2 separate regions of the Homo sapiens genome follow, and region 2 is linked to region 1. A link is a contact called in ENCODE Hi-C or POLR2A ChIA-PET data. All regions are on one chromosome and are shown on one strand. The core of a region is the stretch at or near the end of the contact, and the rest is flanking DNA. Distances in the headings are between cores, read along the strand shown. Region 1 overlaps PTCSC2 (papillary thyroid carcinoma susceptibility candidate 2). Region 2 has its middle 21 kb from the start of TRMO.

What was found. Hi-C counts contacts between places; a loop is a spot of excess contacts on that map. ChIA-PET counts read pairs that join two places held with the same protein, here RNA polymerase II (POLR2A). Pooled maps may share reads with other maps.
Region 2: a loop to region 1 is called in a map of gastrocnemius medialis, with 2.6 times the contacts of the local background. The contact joins two enhancer-like sites. A Hi-C loop is called at or near these places in 3 of 168 maps with a recorded cell type or tissue (PC-3, gastrocnemius medialis and mammary epithelial cell) and 4 of 50 pooled maps. POLR2A ChIA-PET finds 5 or more read pairs at or near these places in 4 of 52 experiments (CD4-positive, alpha-beta memory T cell, Panc1, activated T-cell and 1 more).

What each region holds. Positions count from the first base shown.
Region 1 is chr9:97,740,039-97,742,738 of GRCh38, reverse strand. All of the region lies in intron 5 of PTCSC2 (papillary thyroid carcinoma susceptibility candidate 2), which reads left to right. Among named protein-coding and RNA genes, the nearest start is that of XPA, 44 kb to the right of the region's middle. RefSeq lists an enhancer at 1,147-1,256. Within about 2 kb of position 1,403, at least 5 of the 41 ENCODE cell types and tissues checked have a DNase peak (open chromatin) inside an H3K27ac peak, as active enhancers do.
Region 2 is chr9:97,899,815-97,902,514 of GRCh38, reverse strand. It overlaps a transcript of TRMO not described here. Among named protein-coding and RNA genes, the nearest start is that of TRMO, 21 kb to the left of the region's middle. Within about 2 kb of position 1,399, at least 2 of the 41 ENCODE cell types and tissues checked have a DNase peak (open chromatin) inside an H3K27ac peak, as active enhancers do.

The DNA.
Region 1 (2,700 bases), core at 154-2,653:
GGGAGGACTGGCACAGAGCCAGGCTGTTCCAGCCAGCCACTCCCTATCTCAGGATGTTGCCCTTCCAGCATATTCTACAGTTATTCTTGAGAACTACAAGGCAGAAAGGGGGTAGAACTGGATGAGTCCAAGGTCGCCTGGAGAAGTATCCCACACAGGTGGTACACAGACATGGCCAAATTAGAAATGCATGAAGTTCCAACACTCTGCAGTAGCCAAAGCACAAATCCAGCAGGATCCCAGACAGTGAAAGCCCATCATTCTTTTTTCTTTCCTGTGTGTGTGGTTTTGTTTTGTGTGTGTGTGTGTGTGTGTGTGTGTGTGTGAGACAGGGTCTCTCGTTCTGTCGCCCAGGCTGGAGTGCAGTGGTGCAATCACAGCTCATTGCAGCCTCAAACTTCCAGACTCAGACGATCCTCGTGCCTTAGCCTCCCTAATAGCTGGGACTAAAGAGGAGTAAGACACTGGGCCGCCTTCTTTCTTCTTCTCTTCTTCTTCTTCTTCTTCTTCTTCTTCCTTCTTCCTCTTCCTCTTCTTCCTCTTCTTCTTCTTTCTTCTTCTTTTCTTCCTTCTTCCTCTTCCTCTTCCTCTTCTTTTCTTCTTCCTCTTCCTCCTCTTCCTCTTCCTCTTCTTCCTTCTTCCCTCCTCCTCCTCCTCATCTTCTTCTCCTTCTCCTTCTTCTCCTTCTTCCTCTTCCTCTTCTTTTTTTTCATAGAGACAGGATTTCACCATGTTTTCCAGGCTGGTCTTGAACTCCTGGGCTCAAGCGAGCCTCCCCGCACCGGCCTTTGGGAGCCGACAAGGAATCCCTGTCTTCTAGTAGTCTTCAAAGCCAGATCCAGCTTGTCTAGGTTAAGGATTCGATGCCTCCAATGAGGCAGAGAAAATGAACATGCCCGTTCCCCCAAGGCCTTCAAGAGCCTCCAGGCTCACAGAGATTAACTTGTCCTCACCCGCCTGCCTGCCTTTTGTGCAGATCTCTGCATTGTCCTGAAGAAAGACTCCGGCACTCGGGCTGAAACTCCGTGTGCCGATGACCCTGGCCTTGTCCCGGGAGGCACTGGAAGGGATGGCGCCCGTCGCGCTCCTGAAGGCCCGGAGCCACCCGCTGTGAGCAGATAACCGGCAGCACTGGGCAGCGCGGAGGCGGCCCCACGAGGACTCAGCCCCGGGCTGGGAGTCAGGGATTCGCCCTGAAGCCTTGCAGGTGCCCCCGTCACCGGGCGTCGGATTCCCGCGGGACGCGGTTTTCCCCACGGCTGGGCCTCCCTTTGGGCGAGTCCCCAGCACAATGCGCGTCATCCCGCAGACCTGCCCGGCAGAGGCGGGCGGGCAGGAGCGCGCTTGGCTTCCTGTCTCGCTGAATGGCTTGAATGGGCGCTGGGCCCGTTCCTAATCCCCTAGCGGCTGACTGTCCCGGCAGGGGCGGAGGAGGGCGGGGGGGCTTGCAGCCCTGGCGTCTCCTCGCAGGCTGCAGGCAGTGGGGCCCGCCTGTTCTAGTTCCGCCTACCTTTCCAGGGTGAGACCGGCAAGGGGACTCTAGGCAGGCAGGCGCCCTCCTGGAACCTTCCGCCCTTCTCCCAGGACTATTCCTGTTCAGAGTTGCGTGTGCTAAGGTTACAAGCAGGGCGCTAGTGGTGGAGAAGAGCTTCAAGATCCAGCGCATCAGAACCGGAAACGCCCTTACTTATCATCCCCCTTCTCATTTTACCAGTGAGGAAACAAGTTCTAATGGTTCAGGAACTGCACACAATGAGTAAGTGAGAGACATAAAAGAGTCAAGGCTTCAGTCAGGTGGCCTTTCCAGTAGACCAGCTGTCTCCCAAACCTATTCCCTGCAGCATCCCCAAAGACTAGGAGATATTTAGTGCTCCTGACAAAAAAAGTTAAGCGAAGGCCCTCAGAAGTCCTGCAGTGTGTTAACGTGGACGATGTTAATGCAACCCTTTCCAAACTTACTTGGTAGCTCCTTCTTTTTTCACATGGCACCTTTTCTCAGAAGCAGAACTCTGAATCACACGATCTGGAAATTCTGCACTAGACCCTGCTGTAAATTTTCCAGAAGTGATTATGAAGAAGATGAGGATATTTCTGTTTAAAATTTGTTGAGTGTCATCCAGGTGGAAGGCTGTAAAATAAGAGGGATCCCTTTATAGATTCAGAGTCACCCGGTGCTTATTGGGCATCTGTTACTACCAGGTGTGTTCCATCTCAATTATCTCTGCTCAGCCTCCTAACAACCCTGTTGGATGATTAATAGAACCTCAACTTTACAATCGTGGAAACTGAGGCACATGGAACTGAGTAACTTGCTTAAGGTCACACAGCTAACAGCAAAAGTGGGTTTCAAGCCAAGTCTGAAATCCGGGGCCCTTGTTCTTCTGCCATGCCCCCTTGCTCCTCTTTCCATACAGTCTGTTAATGAGGCAAAAATGCTGAACTGGAAATAAAAGAAAAAACCCTGAGTTCATGCCCCATTCCACTCCTGTTGCACTGTGTGACCTTGGACAAGACCCTGTCCTCCCAGGTCTAAGGCATCCCCCCAACAATGGGAGGGTTAGAACAAGTTCCCAGTCCCTACATGACTTTCCTGCTCCAGCATCCCATGGCTCCACCACTCTGGTCCTCAGACCCAGTGGTCTAGAGGTTGTGCTATCAGGGACATAGATCATCCTGGGGAGTCGTCAGTTCAGGAACTGG
Region 2 (2,700 bases), core at 150-2,649, 160 kb before region 1:
GCCTGGCCAACATGGTGAAACCCTACCTCTACTTAAAATACAAAAATTAGCTGGGTGGTAATGGCGCATGCCTGTAATCCCAGCTACTCGGGAGGCTAAGGCAGGAGAATCGCTTGAACCTGGGAGGCAGAGGTTGCAGTGAGCCGAGATCGTGCCACTGCACTCCAGCCTGGGCGACAGAGTGAGACCCTGTCTCAAAAAAAACCCACAAAAATAATAAAAAGGATGTTAAATATAATCTGGCTCAGTTTTCTGCCAGTTCCTGAGTCTCTTCAATGTTCCCACTATCTGGCCTTTCCAGGCCCTGCCTAAATGAGGTATATACCCCTGACCTGTGCAGCTTATTCTTTATGGGCAGTGCTCATTATTAAAACATTCTTCCTGAACGTGAGATCCACTCTGTCCTCCGACAGCTCTGCCCACTAGAGAGGCCACACAGGCTGGTTGCCCTCCCAAGTTAGCCTGTCATACCACCCCTTGGTCTTCCCTAGGCTGAGCACCCCCGTTTTCTTCAGCTGTTTCTCATAACATGATCTCAAGCCTCTTCTGAACCCCAGGCTTTCTTGAGTCTCCATATGAGCATTTGCCTCTGTGGGCACAACTTCAAGTGTCCTTTGTGAGGAAATGTGCATCTCTGGTTGGTGAACTTCCATCCCTCAGAGAGAAATAGAAGCACAAATTTGAAACAAGCTGTCTGTCTGTCTGTTTCTTTATGTCTTGGAAACTTTATTTATCCATCCAAGCTTTTTTTTTTTTTAGCCTTTGAGAGCAGGCAACCATCCAAGCTCATTCCACGAACCCAGAGAATTAAATATACCTGATTTGTAGCACAAAATAAATAAATGATAAAAGTTCCCTCAAACCTTCCATCAAGTGGTTTTAAAACTGTCATTGATTTTATGTCCGGAATTGAAGTTGTTTTGGTGCGTGCATGTACACACACGCATGTACACACACACACAAATACACACTAATCCTAAAAATGAGATGGAAATGAGCTACAAGAAAACTCAAAAGTGCCATAATTATGACTGTCAAAAATAGTGTTACAGCTCTAGGGTCGTTTTGTGTCCTATTTGTATCAAAATCACATTTGGTCCTTTATTAAGTGGGAGGTGAGTACATCAAGAGGAAGAGGTTGCTTGATTCTTGGTCCTTTAGATTTTTAAGACTCTTTGGCCAGAGTTTTGGAAAAGGGATTGTGTCAACAAGCAAAGTTGTGGTTTCAGGACTGCCTTAGAAACTTTTTCAAGAGAAGAAACAATTCTCTACTAGGCGTAAATGGCACCCACCTTAATTTTTAGCCTTTGCTTTTTGGTGCCTGTAGGGGGAGCCCTTGATAGCAGATTTTATTCCCATTTCACTGGCTTGGAGGAAAACACCAGGAGTTCAAGCTGTTTAGGTAATTTTGGCGTTTGGCCCACCTGCCCCAGCTTTAAAGAACAGTAACTTGTACAAGCAATGCTGACTGATGATTGTCAGTCACATGTGAGAAGAGATTAGAAAGATGAGTGGCATTTATTAATTTTTTCTTAAATTGTAAGCTTGGCTTCAGGGGTGGGATTGATTATTCCAGCATGTGGATCTGTGCACAACCAGGTGACTCATTAAGCCCATGAGCACACACGGACAAGGCATTGACTTTGTTTCTGTGTTTGTGACTTTTTTTCTTGGAGAGAAGAAAATGAAGTTGACGTGAATCAACCTCTTGTTGGTAGGGTTTTTAAAATGCTACAGTCCCAGAGAAAGCAAGAGAAGACTCAATAAAAATGAAAGCCTGCATCACTTACTGAACTTTTATCATGTCCTTGGAACTGGACTATGTGCTTTTCGTACATTGGGTGGAGGTTGAGTAACGTGCTCAAGCTGCTCGGCTGCACAGCTAGGATTCCAACCCACCAGTCTGGCCTGAGTCCTCTTCCTTCTCAGCCTGGCTCTACGCCTTAGCAAATCATGCTGGTTTATTGGAAGGTCAGCAGTTCCATATGATTCAGCACATGAGTCTTTGGCAGAATGAAGTCCATGGAAATCCAACCACTCGTGAAGAATGCACAGGGGAATAAGGGCAGAAACGCCCATTCCCACAGGATCTGCATGGAACCTCCTGGGAAGCAAGATGGGAAATACGAAGAGCACTGGGCTTGGCCTCAGAAACTTCAAGCGCTTTCTGCCCTGCCATGGGCTAGCTCGTGACCTCAGGCAAGTCACTGCACCCTGCCTCTAGCTCTGTGACCTTACAGAGTTGTTGCCAGGATAATGCTTGGGAAAGTGTCTTCTGAACTCTTCAATGACCTATAAACCTAGGTAATATTTTTATTGTGTTTCTCTTCATTGATAGCCTTTTTCTACCACTCTGTTCTGGCTTACCTGGCTAGATAAGCAGACTTCAGGGGGATCTAGGGGGTCCCTAAAATTCAATGTATGAATGGCTTCTGTTTTTGTTGTTTTGTTTTGTTTTTTGAGGCAGTCTTGCTCTATTGCCCAGGCTGGAGTGTAGTGGTGCAATCACGGCTCACTGCAGCCTTGACCTCCCAGGCTCAAGTGATCCTCCTGCCTCAGCCTCCTGAGTAACTGTTTGCCACCATGCCCAGCTAATTATTTTTTCTTTCTTTCTTTTTTTTGGAGACAGAGTCTCTCTCTGTTACCCAGGCTGGCGTGCAGTGGCTCAGTCATAGCTCACTACAACTTCTGCCCCTGGGC